3 separate regions of the Homo sapiens genome follow, and regions 2 and 3 are each linked to region 1. Evidence: chromatin contacts called from ENCODE Hi-C or POLR2A ChIA-PET data. All regions are on one chromosome and are shown on one strand. The core of a region is the stretch at or near the end of the contact, and the rest is flanking DNA. Distances in the headings are between cores, read along the strand shown.

The links. Hi-C counts contacts between places; a loop is a spot of excess contacts on that map. ChIA-PET counts read pairs that join two places held with the same protein, here RNA polymerase II (POLR2A). Pooled maps may share reads with other maps.
Region 2: a map with no recorded cell type shows a loop between it and region 1 (5-fold over the local background). The contact joins the enhancer-like site here to the promoter of VAPA in region 1. A Hi-C loop is called at or near these places in 8 of 37 single-sample maps with no recorded cell type and 6 of 50 pooled maps. POLR2A ChIA-PET finds 5 or more read pairs at or near these places in 2 of 52 experiments (GM12878 and activated T-cell).
Region 3: a loop to region 1 is called in a map of CD8-positive, alpha-beta T cell, with 21 times the contacts of the local background. The contact joins the promoter of TWSG1-DT here to the promoter of VAPA in region 1. A Hi-C loop is called at or near these places in 9 of 168 maps with a recorded cell type or tissue (CD4-positive, alpha-beta T cell, CD4-positive, alpha-beta memory T cell, CD8-positive, alpha-beta T cell and 5 more), 22 of 37 single-sample maps with no recorded cell type and 22 of 50 pooled maps. POLR2A ChIA-PET finds 5 or more read pairs at or near these places in 6 of 52 experiments (CD4-positive, alpha-beta T cell, WTC11, activated B cell and 3 more).

What each region holds. Positions count from the first base shown.
Region 1 is chr18:9,912,217-9,915,675 of GRCh38, reverse strand. VAPA (VAMP associated protein A) reads right to left here and starts at 1,660. Exons shown (of 6, transcript NM_194434.3): 1 at 1,341-1,660. The coding sequence starts at 1,419. LOC124904245 (a long non-coding RNA gene) reads left to right here and starts at 1,728. Exons shown (of 2, transcript XR_007066284.1): 1 at 1,728-1,964; 2 at 2,343-2,743. RefSeq lists an enhancer at 541-1,158 and silencers at 676-1,465, 1,676-1,725.
Region 2 is chr18:9,060,634-9,064,092 of GRCh38, reverse strand. It overlaps LOC124904243 (a long non-coding RNA gene), which reads left to right. Exons shown (of 2, transcript XR_007066278.1): 2 at 1,335-2,662. Among named protein-coding and RNA genes, the nearest start is that of NDUFV2, 40 kb to the left of the region's middle. Within about 2 kb of position 1,837, at least 5 of the 41 ENCODE cell types and tissues checked have a DNase peak (open chromatin) inside an H3K27ac peak, as active enhancers do; they include GM12878, where a contact is called at or near this core.
Region 3 is chr18:9,332,939-9,336,397 of GRCh38, reverse strand. It overlaps TWSG1-DT (TWSG1 divergent transcript), which reads left to right and starts at 1,929. Exons shown (of 3, transcript NR_183523.1): 1 at 1,929-2,261. TWSG1 (twisted gastrulation BMP signaling modulator 1) reads right to left here and starts at 1,625. Exons shown (of 5, transcript NM_020648.6): 1 at 1,478-1,625. RefSeq lists enhancers at 1,025-1,074, 837-1,337 and a silencer at 1,135-1,924.

The sequences.
Region 1 (3,459 bases), core at 411-2,910:
GTAGTTGGCTTTCTCTTGGACTCAGCCTTACACAACAATAAAGGATTTAATTTTTTCTTTTAGCACTAGAATTGCTATACACCTCACAAAAATTGTTCTCATTCAACAATTGAAATACAAGACATAGACTTCCAAAACGGGACTCACTTTACACTTAACTAAAGATAGGAAGGAACCTACTTTCTATTAGATGTTCACACTCTTTCAGTATTCCTTAAAAACAAAGAAAAAAAATAAAAATCTGTACATTTTAACTCTCTTTCCTAAAGTACACTACATATTGACAAGGAAACCGACCAAAAGCCCCTGGGATTCTTCCAGGATCACCAAGTCAGACTAAAAAACTTATCACAGGCAGTACTACAAAAACCTACAAAGTTCCAGAGCTGGGTGACACCTTATCAGCCTTCTCAGGATCTGTCGGAAACCGCAAACGTAAAAGCAAAAAAGTCACACGCACTGAAGGTTTCTCAGCAGAGGAGCTCAACTAAAGGGCTAAATAAAAGCACGCGGGTGGCACACTGAAATGTCGTAGAAGGCAGGAAGCCCCGCTACTATGAACCTACAACTCTCCGTTTGCGGCTGACGCATCGCTCCTGCCCGCACGCACCTGGGTCCGTGCCAACAGCACCGGGCAGCCCTCGCCAGGCACCTCCAAGGACTCTCCACCTCCCCGGCGCGTCCTACACCTGACGGCCGAGTTCTAAACCTGGCGGAAAGGTGACAAGCGACGCCCTCCGCGGAACCCGAGGGCCGGCTGCAGCGAGCTCTCCCCGGGCCGGGGCAGGGGTCGGGGGGCGGCTCTCACTCCCAAGGGGTCCCGCGCCGTGCCCTAGCCTCCCCGCGCCGCTGACAGCCGGGAGCGGGCGACAGACGCAGCTTGCGCCACCTCCAGAGCCCACTCCCCGCCGCAGCCCAGAGCGCACGCCCTCGGGTGCCCAGCCGCCCACGCCCCGCCGAAGCACGCCGTCGGCCTCTGGGGCCAAGGACGCGGGCCCAGGCGGACCGCGGCGCGGGCGGGACCGGACGCCCAGGAGGCGCCCCCGCGGGACCGCAAGATGGCGGCGGCGGCGGCGCCAGGGCCGGGCTCCCCTCCGCCTCGCCCCGGCCGGCGCGCGCACCGCAGCGAGGGCGGGCGGGAGGGGATGAAGCGGGCCGGAGCAAGGGGCAGGCCGGCCGAGGTGGCGGCAAGAAAGCAGCCGGGAAAGGGAAGGCGCCGGGGCGTGGGGGAGGGGGCGCTCCCTCGGGCCAGGGCCGCGGACGTGCCCTCCGCGCCCCCCCGCCGACAGCCAGCGGTCCGCGCGCCCCACCCCACCCGGGGGTGTCCCCGTTCTGCCTACCTTTGAATTTGAGGTCTGTGGGCGGATCGAGGACCAGGATCTGCTCGTGCTTCGCCATGGCCCCTGAGGCGGACGCCATCGGAGAGACAGCGCAGAGCGGGGGCGCGCCCGCGGCGGCGGTTTGCTGACTGGGGGCGGGGGACGACGGCGGCGACGGCTCGGCCGAGCTCTAGGACGAGGCCAGGCTCGCGGCTCCCGAGCCCTAACGCCTGCCGCTGTGTCACCGGTTCGGTGGGCCACCCGCTGGGTCAGCAGCTCCGGGTCCCACAACTGACTCAACCCCACACCAGCCGCCACGGCCACGCGCACTTGCGAGCCTCGGCGACCCACGTGACGGCCTCTGCGTGCCTACGTGCGCGCCCCCGGCCGGGAGCTTCTAGCGCTTGTCCCGCCCTCCAGGCCGGCCTAGCGCGGCGCGGGGCTGCTGCGCCTGCGCGCTCGCGGCTTGCCGCGGCCCGGAGCGCAGCCCAGCTGTCAAGGGAACGGGTGTGGAAGGAGGCGGGGCAAAGGTCCGCGGGACCGACGCGATGCGCAGCGCAGGGCTGGAAGCGCAGTCCTCTGTCACCTTGAGCTCCGAGTACGGAACTAGAGAAACTGCTCTGGCAGCGCATCACACTCTTCCAAGTGGGAATGCCCAGTGGAAGGGACAAGTAGTAGTAGGGAAGCGCCCACTCACTACAACTCCCGGCATGCCCCCTGCGGGGCGGGGCCTTCGCCGAGGGCCTGGCCCTTTGCGGCCCTGCGCGGTGCTTGCTGGGAACTGTAGTAACGGCTGTTTGAGGGTGGAAAGGAGAGCTAGGTCTGTTGGAGGCAATGGGGTGGGGTTCGCGGACGCTAATTTTGGCTCTCAGAGCGCGTCTAGTTTGCGCTAAAAAAGAAAAAACTTGAAGACTGAAACGAGGCCCCAATGTTAGAAATATATTAATAAAATCTGCCCTGTGGAGAACAGGCGTGGGGGGATGTGTCCGTTTGCTCTAATTCTATCCAGTCCTCTGTTGGCAGGGCTGCATTCCCCGTGGTATCCAATTCAGCCTCTCCTGCTTCCTGAGTTCTCTCCAGTGATGCAAAATCAGATAAGGAAACACACCTCGTCTAGGAAGCAAGGGGAAATATGACAAAGCACACAGAAACTAGAAATAAAAGTCAAAAATCTACACCATCGAACCCAAATAATCTTCTTCAGTTTTAATGATGGACCCAAACCAAAACAGTTCTCACGTTCACATGTTAGAAACTAACTCCATCTGCATCACTTACGATAGGCTGTAGTAAACTGAACCAAATAAGAAAAATCCCAGCAGCAAACTTGCTGACAAAACTTTAGCCGATTGCCAGGGTAGTCCGGTACAGGAACGTCAAATGAAACCAATGTGCTGTAAATAAACCTTTATTGTATTTTGTGATACGGTTTGAATTTAAATCCCTAGGTAGCGCCACGAAACAAAAGACATATTGATGCTACTGCCATGGAGCAGCACAGTTTGTCTAGAAAATAAACGAGACGAAACAGCAGTCTAGAAGTAGGCACCAAATCCAAGTTTTCATGTGCGATCCAGGTATTAGGGTCCATCCAGGAACAGCCTGCTGGAATTGCTAGCCTGGCATTCACAGAAGATTGTGCCACCCACGAGGAATGTGTTTTCAGCCCTGAAATTCCTGGGAGTGAGAGGTGAAGCCAGCTGGATTTCTGGGTTGGGTGGGGACTTGGAGAACTTTTCTTACAAGAGGATTGTAAAATGCACCAATCAGCACTCTGTAGCTAGCTAGAGTTTTGTAAAATGCACCAATCAGTGCTCTGTAAAAACGCACCTATCAGCACTCTGTAGGTAGCTAGAGGTTTGTAAAATGGACCAATCAGCACTCTGTAAAATGGACCAATCAGCAGGGCATGGGCAGGGACAAATAAGCCAATAAAAACTGGCCACCCCAGCCTGCAGGGGCAGCCTGCTTGGGTCCTTTTCCACATTGTGGAAGCTTTGTTCTTTTGCTCTTCACAATAAATCTTGCTGCTGCTCAGTCTTTGGGTTTGTGCCATCATTTCTTTCTTTCTTTTTTTTTTTTTTTTTTTTTGAGAGGGAGTCTCGCTCTGTCCCCCAGGCTAGAGTGCAGTGGCGTGATC
Region 2 (3,459 bases), core at 588-3,087, 850 kb after region 1:
AAAGTGCTGGGATTACAGGTGTGAGCCACAGCGCCTGGCCCGAGGCTATTATTTTTGATAAGAAAATGTTTTGTGATTTTGCATTTGCCTAGGAAGGCAATGACTGACACATCTGACACATTTATAATCACAAATTAAAACAAAAGCACCAGAACTCCCCAGGTCAGATAGGATGCTGGGTATGCCAAATTGGAGCATGCAGGATGTCAGACGACTTCTCTGAGGGCACTTATATTTCCTTATTTCTTTATTCGCATCTGGTTCTCCTTTGTTACTCTGTAATGCCCTATACTTCTCCAAATACAGCACTTACCCACTGTATTATAAGTACCTGTTGATTTGTCTCTCTCTCCCCCTTGAACTGCAATTGAAAAAAGTAAATGATAAATATGAGTAGAATTAATGAATTCAACAACAATTTATTAGATACCTAGTGTATGACAGACAGCTTTTAGGCATTGGGGTTTGGAGCACAGTGGCAAATAGAATCCCTGACTTCATGGAGTTTTTATTGTAGTCAGAGGAAACAGATCATAACAAGGAAATAGACATCTTCACTACCTCAGATAGTGATAAGTGCTATGGATAAAAATAACACAGGGGGCTGGGCATGGTGGCTCACGCCTGTAATCCCAGCACTTTGGGAGGCCTAGGTGGGAAGATTACTTGAGCTCAGGAGTTCGAGACCAGCCTGGGCAACATGGCGAAACCCCATCTCTACTAAAAATACAAAAATTAGCCAGGCACGGTGGTGGGCGCTTGTAATCCCAGCTACTAAGAAGCCTGAGGTGGGAGAATCGCTTGAACCCGGGAGGTGGAGGTTGTAGTGAGCCAAGATTGCATCATTGTACTCCAGCCTGGGCGACAGAGTGAGACTCTGTCTCAAAACAAACAAACAAATAAAGCAATGGGGAATGCTGGGGTAGGGGAGCCCTGAAGAAGCAGCAGGAATAAGCCCCGTGGACAGCTGGTGGAGGGGGCATCCGGGCGGAGGGAGGGGTTGTGCATATGCCAAGGGCCAGGCATGGGCATTTGTGTTCCAGGTATTGGGGGGTGGGGCATGGGGAGGCCGTGAGAGGACAGTAATCAGATCAAAGAGATGTAGGACCTTGCACGTCACTACAAGGAGTTAGCTTTCTTCTCTTCTTCCTCCTCCTCCTCCTCCTCCTCCTTCTTCTTTCTTTGGCTAAAGCTGTCCTCCCCTCAGCCTCTTGAGTAGCTGGGACTACAAGTGTTCACCACCACACCTGGCTGGCCTTCTATTCTGAATGAGTTAGGAGTCAATGGGAGGTTTTGAGTAGGAAGAGATATGATGTGGTTTTCCATTTGGAAAGGACCCTGTGGCTGCTGAATTGAGAATGGTGTGAGAAAGTAAAGACTGAAGCAGAAAAACAGTTTGGAGGCTACTGCAACAATCCAGGCAAGAAGTGATGGTGGCTTCATCATGGAGGAAGGGAGCCACTCAGGTTCTGGATAGCCTGGGAGGTTGAGCAAGCCATGAAATGGGAGAGAAAAAGAGGAATCAAGCCTGATTCCGAGACTGCTGGCAGGAGCGCCTGGAAGGATGATGGTTACCTTCTCTATGGAGGGGAAGGTATGGGAGAAGACAGCATGGTGTGTGAAGAAGTCCAGAAGTTTGGTTTTGGACATATTAAGTTTCAGTTGCTTAGTAGATATATCTTTCTTATTTATGTTGAATTCTCCATCCAACTTAGAGGGTAGACAGGGTTTCTTTTTCAGTATTACAATCTAACAGGAACTGAGAACTTACAGAACAGACCAGTAGGAACTGAAACAGTAGAAGGGTTGGGGAAGAGGGTTTTGAGTGTTTTTGTTTAAATATAAGGAGACAAATTTACATCCCACAATCCGTTTTCCTTCAGCAACTAGTAGTACTTTTCTCGCAGTCTTTAACAGCTAGCCAGGGCCACTAGCTCTCAGTGTTGTACTCCCTTGGACTAGGTAATTCTGAAGGAAAGATCAGAATAATGAGAAGTATGTGGGTCCTATTGGGAAAGGCAGCCCACCATGGACCCTGAAGGTCCCTGCCTGTTCTTGCTGAGTGTGCTGGATTTTTTTTTTTTTTTTTTTTTGAGACGGAGTCTCACTCACTCTGTCGCTCAGGCTGGAGTGCAGTGGCGTGATCTCAACTCACTGCAACCTCCGTTTTCTGGGTTCAAGCTATTCTCTTGCCTCAGCCTCCCGAGTAGCTGGGATTACAGGCATCCACCACCACGCCTGACTAATTTTTGTATTTTTAGTGGAGACATGTTGGCCAGGCTAGTTTTGAAACCCTGACCTCAGGTGATCCGCCCTCGTTGGCCTCCCAAAGTGCTGGCATTACAGGTGTGAGCCACTGCGTCCAGCCGAGTGTACTGGATTTTAAGACTGATCTGTCTCCTGATACTGAATGGTTTCTCTGGTTAGTCACACAGGCAATTAAGCAGGTCAAAGTGGAGAAAGACTGGCTTATTTGCTGCTTGCTCAAGGGCTGGGCCCTTAGCCCTGGGTTCCTCTCCTGTAATGCAACCCACTGCATGCGCAGGTATCATCTAGGACTATCATGTCATCCCTGTGTTGTGTATGGGGAAGGGAACTAGTGCAAATATGCTCATGTTGTTTGCTGTGCTGTGCTGTTAGTAATAAAATCCTTTGTCTCTGACCCAAGAGTCTTATGTCTTCTGCCAGCATCAATGAAACAGTTAACAGTGTAAGTTGGAGAAAGTTCCAGAGCTTTTACAGTTCTTGACAGGCCTCATCTCTCTCAAAGGAGTCTAAAGCTCCATCTGGGATTAAGGGGTAGCTTGGGGTGAAACATGATGGGGATCTGGCCAGATGCCCCAGGTCCAGCTAGGAAGGAATCCATTTTCTCTTGGGGACTTTGGTACTGAATGAAATATTTGGAGATGGGAGCAAAATGAAGGAAACAGATTATATGAAGTTTAAGGGATTAGGCTAATTTCCAATTTGTTGATACTCCTTGATTCAACATATAGTGGTAAACATGAGTCCTTTTGTAATCCCTTAGGCTTAAGTAGAAGATGGGGACAGGTGGAAAGTGCATTTTTAGAGTAAAGGTAGCAGATAATGATTGCTGAAACAAAAGAAATCCAAGTCCACTTTTGCCTAGGGAGGGACAGTTGGCCAGGCCACAAAAAAAAAAAAAAAAAAAAAAAAAAGAAAGAAAGAAAGAAAGAAAAAGAGCAGGGCCTGAATTTTTACAAAGAAAATCAGTTCGCCATTTCCTTTTAAGAAATTTTAGCCTGGCTAGACCACTGGTGTGCTGACTCTCCTCATTCACATTAATTACTATGGAGACCACCTCCCTTCTGTGTGGTGCTGATGCCCAGTGAGGGACCATCCAGCAGATGCCTATGGAAGTGCTGGGGGAAGTACAAGGCCTAGAAGAGTTTATTTATTGTCTATGGGAACACCAGAAGGAGATATCATTTCAGTAAG
Region 3 (3,459 bases), core at 680-3,179, 580 kb after region 1:
TTCTTTTAGACGTTGTCTCGCTCTGTCGCCCAGGCTGGAGTGCAGTGGCGCAATCTCGGCTCACTGCAACCTCCGCCTCCCGGGTTCATGCGATTCTCCTGTCTCAGCCTCCCGAGTAGCTGGGATCACAGGAGCCTATCACCACGCCCCGCTAATTTTTGTATTTTTAGTAGAGACGGGGTTTCACCATATTGGCCAGGCTGGTCTCGATCTCCTGACCTCAGGTGATCCACCCGCCTCGGCCTCCCAAAGTGTGGGATTACAGGGGTGAGCTACCGCGCCCGGCCAAGATATTCTTTTAATTCTATTAGTACCACACATTCTTCAAAGTTATTAAGAAGATACTACAGTTCAAAAAGAAGAAGGAAAAAAGACTAGCACAAACACAGTCTGACAGGGGCCAAACAGTATACAGTTATTAAACTTTAAATACGGGAAGATATCATTTCTTCAGGTTAAAACACCTCCCTATCAAACATAATAAATTAAAATAAATGACTACTGACGTAAGAGGGATAAATAGTGAGTTTATGGGGGCATTTATGATTACTCTAAACTTTTATTCTAAGTGTTACAAAGTACATTAAAGGAAAAATAATAAAAGGGTGAAAAGAATAAAGGGCTTTGGACCTGGTATGAGTCAATTTTGAAAGAGAAAACCCTGGTGATCGTTACTGAGGCTCACAAAGCATTCCCTAAAGACCGTTAGTAACTAATTTTCTAATGTATCTAACGCCGCATACCAAGTAGGATGATTTCTGGAGCAACCAGTACATATTTGCGGAGGCCAAATAAGGTTATTTGGAGACTAACTGTCGTGGAACTAGTTTTCATCCTACAACCATGAAAACTGGGATTTCCCCCCTTTCCCATCTTTTACGGTTGTCTTATGAAATGTTCCACAAATTCATCTTACTCCCCAAATTTCACTGGAAAAAGTATTCAAGTAACTACGACCATGTCGAAATCAGGTAATAGAATTAAAGGACTTATCTTTTCCTAAGGAGTTAGAAACCATCATGCATCAAAATTGTTTCGCATACATCACGCCCAAGTTTCTCGTTAAGGGAGATGGCACTGACAGCGACCAGGGCAGAGCCGAGCCTCTGTAGAGCGGTGCCAGGGCCCCGAAGGCGCCGGACGCCCCGCGAGGCAGAGGCCGGTAGCGGTGTGGGGGACCGGGCACCCGGAACCACCCCCACCCCGGCTCGGCCGACGCGGGCTGCGGAGGACGCGGGCCGGCCCAGAGATGGTCTGGACCAAAGCGGCGCAGAGATGCTGCTGGCTCCCGGCGTCCGGCCTGTGCGCCCGCGCCCAGCACCCCCACTTTGTCCTCCGCGCAGCCGGGCCCAGGCTTCTCCCGGCCCCCGCGAAGCTCGCCGCGGCCCCGGGCCTCTAGAGGGCCGAGCTCGGCGCCCGGCCCCTTCCCAACCAAGAGGCCAAGAGGCTGCACAACCCCCCAGCCGCTCCCACTCACCATGCGCCACGGTCCCGCGAAGTCGCCCACCCCTAGATCCCCGCCGGGTCGGCCGAGCCCGGGGCGCGCTGCGGCGGCTTTGAGTGCGAGGCCAGGCCGCGCCTCCCGCCGTCCCCTCAGCGCAGCGCCCGCGAGCCTCGGGCACCTTAAAGAGACAGGCCCGCCCGCCGCCCTCCTCCCGGCTCCTTGCTCCCCGCCCCTGCTCCCCTCTTCCCCTCCGCCCCCGCTGGGGTCCACAGCCGCCAGCTCCCGCCAGGAGGCGTCTCTCACTCCCCCGGCGCTCCTGTCAGCGCGCACGCCCCCATCTCGGCCCCGCCCACTCCCCCCGCCCCTCCCAACGCCACGCCCCCTCCGCGCCACCCGGTTTCGCCCCTCCCTCGTGCCACGCCTCCACCGCAGGCTCCCGCCCGCCCGCCGGCCCGCAGGCCACGCCCCCAGGCGCACCCACCCCAGCTGCTCAACGCGATTTCCCTTCGCGCTTCTCCGCACCGGGATCCCCAGTCCCTCAGGTTCCGACAGACCCTCCTGTCAGGCCCATTCTCCGGGCCCCCTCAGTTGCAGTGTTAAGATCAACAGTGTTAAGATTAAAGCCTTGTGATGTGCTAGCCACTACGCTGAGGATATGCCGTGTACTAAAATTCCTCAGGACTCCTCACAGCTGCCCTGTAAGGAAGCGGCCATGGCCGGGTTCTAGCGATGCGAGGCCGAGGCTCGGGGCGCTGAGTAGCCTAGCGCGTCGCCGAGGAGAGCTGGCACGTGAACCCCTTGTCGTTTGCCGTCAGAGGTAGGATTTATATAAAATGCGCGTTTCCTAGGTCTACCTCAGACCTACTGAATAAGGATCTCCAAGGGTAGAGCTTTCGAACTTCGTTCACCAATTCGATAAAACTTGCCAGGCTCCTTGTGAGTGGCTGGCGCTGAGCTCTGCATCGGAGCTCTGCATCGGGAGTCGAGAAGAGGGGGCGCCATGGATCCGGGCGCGGAGGTCGCGCAGCCTAGGTAGAAGGTGCGCGGTTAGCACGTAGGTTAAAAACATTGAGAATGACACTCAGTTCTTTCCCACAACTCTGGGTTGCTTTTTTTTTTTTTTCTTTTGAGACAAGGTCTCACTCTCACCAGGCTGGAGGGCAGTGACAACATCAGGCTCGCTGCAGCCTCCACCTCCTAGGCTCAAGCAATCCTCCCGCCTCAGCCTCCCGAGTAGCTGGGGCTACGGGCGCGCACCACCACGCCTGGCTAATATTTTATTTTTTTGTAGATATGGAGGTCTTGCTATGTTGCCCAAGCTGGTTTCAAATTTCGGGGCTCAAGCGATCCTCCCACCGCGGTCTCCTAAATCGTTGGGATGACAGGTGTGAACCATAGTGCCCGGCCGGAATTTGCTTTTTAAAGAAGATTCCAGGGTGATTAAGTTAGAGCCCGCTAGACCAGACCGTCCGCGGGGCACCTTCCCTTGGAAATGATGACCTAGTGTCAAACCCTTATGCTGGTAAATCGTAAATGCCTACCACCCACCTTTGTTGATTGGAAGGAAACAGAATGAAAACAGCTGATTGGCTGGGGGTGGATTGCATTACTGATGTTAGCCCACTTTTGTACAATAAATATGGGTTTTAAAAATCATCCTTGAAAATTATCCTAGAGAAATAATTAAGGGTATACCCAAATTTAAGTATAAGAATCTTATTCTTGGCATTATATACTAGTTAAGTGAATTAGGAAACTTCCGATCAATGCACTAATTCAGCCATTAAAAAGTGATACCGCAGATCAGAGGTTCTCAAACTTTTTCGTCTCGGAATCCCTTTACACTCCTGAAAATTATGGAGCATGCCAAAGAGGTTTTGTGTATGTGTGCTACATCTGTTAATACTTTCAAAATTAAAACAATTTTTTACATATTCATTATTTCATTTAAAAATAACAAACCCATTATATGATAACAAATATTTAATGAAAAATAAGTATATATTTTAAAACAG